Linked DNA regions of Mus musculus: region 2 is linked to region 1. A link is a loop called in an ENCODE intact Hi-C map of the cell type or tissue named here. Cell type or tissue: left cerebral cortex. All regions are shown on one strand.

The links. Peaks named below come from ENCODE experiments on the same cell type or tissue, not always from the same donor. Only the 100,000 strongest peaks of a DNase experiment are listed, where the experiment ranks them.
Region 2: a loop joins it to region 1, with 7 times the contacts of the local background. A loop is called at or near these places in 4 of 42 quality-filtered maps.

Annotation. Positions count from the first base shown.
Region 1 is chr17:25,555,692-25,558,191 of GRCm38, reverse strand. No RefSeq gene overlaps it. Among named protein-coding and RNA genes, the nearest start is that of Sox8, 14 kb to the left of the region's middle. In left cerebral cortex, a CTCF peak has its summit at 1,431 (motif pointing left); DNase peaks (open chromatin) are centred at 541, 1,514 and 1,791; H3K4me3 peaks cover 390 bases; H3K27ac peaks cover 2,352 bases.
Region 2 is chr17:25,633,013-25,635,512 of GRCm38, reverse strand. All of the region lies in intron 5 of Lmf1 (lipase maturation factor 1), which reads right to left. Among named protein-coding and RNA genes, the nearest start is that of Lmf1, 55 kb to the right of the region's middle. In left cerebral cortex, no CTCF peak of the experiment used is centred here; DNase peaks (open chromatin) are centred at 714 and 1,209; H3K27ac peaks cover 781 bases.

The sequences.
Region 1 (2,500 bases):
GGTGCTACTCATGGCAAGCGGTCCTGAGTTGAATTTAAAAAGCAGGCTGGCCGGGCGGTGGTGGCACACGCCTTTAATCCCAGCACTCGGGAGGCAGAGGCAGGTGGATTTCTGAGTTCAAGGCTAGCCTGGTCTACAGAATGAGTTCCAGGACAGCCAGGGCTATACAGAGAAACCCTGTCTTGAAAAACAAAAACAACAACAACAACAAAAAAGAAATAACTTAAAAAGCAGGCTGAGTGGGTCACAAGGAAGGAGCCTGTAAGTTAAGCAACATTTCTTCATGGCCTCTGCTTCAGCTCCTGTCTCCAGGTACCTGCTTCCAGGTTCCCGCCCTGCCTTCCCTTCGTGGTGGGCTGTAAGATGAAATAAACCCTTTTCTCCCCAAGCTGCTTTTGGTCATGGTGTTTATCATAATAATATATAACAAACTAGAACAGGAAAGGAAGCGAAGAAGGCCTGGCAGGTGTCTGTCATCTGAGGCGAGCTCTGTGCTGGGACACAGGTGGCATCCATATCCCATAATATGTATATGGGATGACCTGCTTAGCTGGCACATTGCCAAGATGTTTAATACAAAAGAGTCGGTGACAGCCATGAGCTACCAAGAAATTATGGAGGGTTCTGCCAAACCCCTTTCCTTTATAAAGACATGCCACCAGCCCTTTCAGGCAAGTTTAGACGACAAAAACAAACAAACAAACAAACAAACAAACATGGCCGGGAAGATGCCTCCATGAATTAGATGTTTGTCACACAGGCATGAAAATCAGAATTCAGATCTCTAGGACCTACACAAAGCCTGGTACAGTAGCATGTGTTAGGAGGAGACCTTGCCTCAAACAAGGCAGAAAATGAGGAGGAACATCTTAGGATGTTCCACATGGGCAGGGATGAGGGCGAGCAGAGAGAGCCTCCTCCTCCGGGCAGGATGTAATGTGGTGAAATCGTTTCTAAGCGACCTTGTGCTCTAACAATATCACTCCCAGTTGAAATGTGTGCCTGTGTTCACAAGAAGGTTCCTTGCGGATGTCCTTGGGCTCCTTCCCCCTCCAGCATGCCTGTCTCCCCTTGGCAGGACGGCCTTAAAAGGACTATGCTGAGACCCTGAGCATCTCTCTGTCCCCTGAGCCCTGACAGAAAGGCCTGTGTGCCACCTTATGAAAACACCCTTGTTCATGAGGCTTCCTCAAATGCAGACCTCTGGACATGCATCTGGTAGCTGTCCTCCTCCGTGTCCAGGTGCAAGAGGCAGCTAGGACTGGCGGGCGCTGCAGGGATAGGGCGCTGCAGAGACGGGACACTAAGCAGCCAGAGCAGGAAGCTGCCGGCTAGGGCATTTCCTTTCATTAAACACCATTCCCTGCTTCCCCAGCCTCAGGCGAGAATGGATGTCACAGGCAGCCCTCTGCAGGCCCAGGCTGAGCGAGGCATTTTTCATCTCCTCAGGAATGCATGGGGTGTCGGGGGAGTTAGCGGTTCTGTCGCCAGAGGAAGACAGAAACTGTAACGGTGGCGGCAGAGGTGGGCGTCCTGCGCCCATCTGGCAGAAAAGTCATACTGTGAAGCAGGGACCGAGCCAGCTCTGTCTCCTTTGAAAAGGAGACAAATTACACTTCAATTATTTGATAGGGTCTCGCAGCCCCCGCCCCCGCCTCCCGTTCCGCACACCCTGGAGATTTTGGAGGAGCTGACTCCCCTCAAAGAGGGCGCCCGCCCTGTCACCTGTTCCTCCCATACTCGAGCTAATTCCGCAGGGCCCGTGGGAGGCAGCGGGCGCGCAGATCTACGTGTGGGCGCTGCCGCTCCCTGCCTCAGTGTCTTTGTGCCTTCTGGTTACAAAACAGGCTGAGCGGGCTCATTTGCATGAAGCCCGAGGAGCCGACTATGAATCCTCCTTGGTTCTTAGTCTGTGAAGCTGGAGTCTTCAGGCTGCACCCCCCAACCCCCGGGGGATCTGTGGGAGCTAGAGTTTAGCTGCAAGGGTAGATGGACGGAGTTCTTTTCTGTGAACTAGGGCTGGGCATCCACGGAACAGCTCAGACAGAGTTCTCAGCTTAGGAAGTGGGCATCAAGTAACCCTGCTTGAGGCAACCAGAGGGAGACTGTCCACAGCGAAATGATAGTCTTAGCCCAACCACAGCTCTGAGCAAGCCGCTCAGATTGGCTGAGCCCTGACAAGTCGTGGAGAGTGGACAGCACTAGGAAACAGAGCAAAGAGTGTGCTAAGTACTGAGCTACTGAGCAGGGCTCACCGGGACCTAAGGGTTCAAATCATGACTCCTGCCTCCTCCCACGAGCAGCAGCAGCGTAAGTCCTGTGGGTCCTTGCCAGGAGCACAGAGGAAAACATTGCTGTCTTCCTGGCCCCAGGGTTCAGGACAAGGCCTGGGGACAGAGTGCAGAATGCCCTTCTCAGAGAACCCTTATAAGTGACAAGCCAGATGTGAGTCCTGAGGCTAAAAGGTAGATACAGAGTGAACCAAACATGTGCTGGACCC
Region 2 (2,500 bases), 77 kb before region 1:
CCAATAATAGGAGCTGAAAGTGATTTATTTCCTTGGATTAAAGGTCAGCTCGGCAAAGCAACAGTGCAAACTCCTATTACCTCATTCATGTTGCCCTGAGCAAGGCGCTGAAAGGGCGGGCAGGGTGATGGGGGGTGGGGGAAAAATTAGAGAATGGGGGGGGGCAAGGGGAAGGAAGGCAGAGACAGAGAGAGGGAGAGACAGATAAAAGGGGAGAAGGAGAACGAGAAGACAGGAGAGGAAGAGAGAAAGAGAGAAAGGGAGAGAGGTGTAAGGGATAGAGAGAGGGAGAGAGGCGGGTACAGCCCTCTGTGGGCAGTTTGGCTCTTAGGCTACCAAACATCTAACGCTCAGGGAAACAAAAGGCAGCCATCCTTGATAGTACTTTGTTATAGAATGAAGCTTTCTCTACGAGTGATATACCCGACAACAGGAGGTGTCAAGGTCTGAATGTGAGGGATGGCAGCATCTGCTGTTGAGGGTTTGGAATCATTCACTGGTCAGAGGCAAACACACAAACATGAAACACTCCCTGCTGCACTATGGTCACTGCACTTCAGACTGTGGTACCCAGTTGCTATGGGTGATCTGTATTTGTCTCCATCAGCAAGTGCTGTGGGCCATGGCATCTCACAGCACTCTCTGGATGCTGCGCACAGTGGACTGTGACTGTCATGCTGTGGACAAAGCCCCGAGCTTCTTGGCAGATGGTGTCCAGCAGAGGACATGTTGGGAGAGGCTGTATGACATCAACACAGAGCTGAGCACCGGGCCTGCACAATGGTCATCAGTGATCGCGTGAGCCACATTTGAAGAGAGCACTGCAGTAAGCAGCAGGGCCCAGAAACCCACTCATCTCTTCCAGGCACAGAATACAAGACCTGTGAAGTCACATTGTATGTAGTCCCCCCTCCAGGGACTGGTGTCTGATATCACGCAGAAGACCATGTAGAGAGTCTCATGGGTGGCGTGGCTGCTAGTGGGCTGGGCTTGGAGCTAGGACATCACGATATGGAAAGAATATGAAGATCATCAGCTTCAGGGCCTTTCAACCTTACCGTGGTGTATGAGTGACAGAAGCTCAGCAGAAGCCATTCCCTGGGAGTTTCCTGGGCTGGCCATGCATGATCCTCATGGTGTGAACTCCAGCACATGGTCAGCTGTAACTCAGGAACCACTGGCGCTCTCCAATGTGTTGTGCTACGTGGCTGGCTGGCTGTAATACTACGCTTCCAACAGCCATAGCCAAGGAGCGTCTATACTTGGCCTTTGTCCAGACTCTGGGCGCACGGCTCCTGGCAGGCTGGCCCTGGGGGAAGTATTCTGTTTTCCACAATAAGTCCGTGCTGGGGATGCCTCTCCTGGGTGAGCTTGGTCAGAGATACCTGGCATGAGCGTTCTGCTTACCAGACCCCAGGGCCGGTGCTGATGCTGGCTATCTATGGTCGTGCCCACATGGCGAATCACTCCAACTCAGACCAAGACACTCAAGCTTCAGGACTTAATGATGGGGAGCCAGAGAGACCACATATCTTTCTTTGGCCTATTGTGTATACTTCACAACAAACAAATCTCAACGAAATGTCCCCAAGTTCTAGTCTACCTGTCATTTGACTGAACATGGCTGTGGGAACCCCAGCTTATAGCCAAACTGGACAGACAGTGTGGAGCACCTGGGACACCTGTGTCTCTGGATGCTGTTAGGTTGAGACTGTGGTCTCTTAGAGCTCAAGGGCCACAGTTTAACCCATCCATAAGCATCGATTCCACAAGGCCGGGCCTGGCATCGGCCTGCCCCACAAGCACAGCTGTACCCTCTCTGCCTGCCCATGTCCCTGCAGGGCTGAGATGGAGGACTTGCCCCTGACATGTTTTGCCTGAAGCCGACCAGGGCTTCCCTCTCCATCCTGCACTGCTGCCTGTGACTTGTGTCACCAAAATCACAGGTACAGATACCCACATGGACAGTCATCACAAATGAGGCAAGGTACTGTGTGGGTGGCGCATTGAGGAGCGAGCACCCCACCCTGTGCTGAGGGCCTTCTTCCCACTACCCCTTCCCTCCCAGCCCAGGTCAGTTGGGTCTGGCTCTGTCCCAAGGCCAGTCATGCCAGCTCTGGTCTAGGAGTCAGTTGCCCCTTCCTTGATACGGGGGCCTGGACAGGCACTCTCTTCAAGCACACTGTTACATGACTAGGCCAGTCTTTAACCAGGAAGAGCTAGATTTTGGATCATTTCTACTATCTGCAGGCTGGCTAGTGGCATATCCTGTCCACTGACCACACTTGAACAGAGCACCACTGTAGCATCAAACTGACCCATAAGATGAAGGCACTGCCTTCACCCACCTGGCCGATAGGCTCAGGAACCTTCACAGTTGACCTTCCCTGCTGGGTCAGTGCAGCAGTGGCCATGTGCTTCTATGGATGGGATGCGATCCCTGTCTCACATGTGCTTGGCCAGGCCCTCGGGAAGGGGACAGGGATCCAGCGATGCTTCA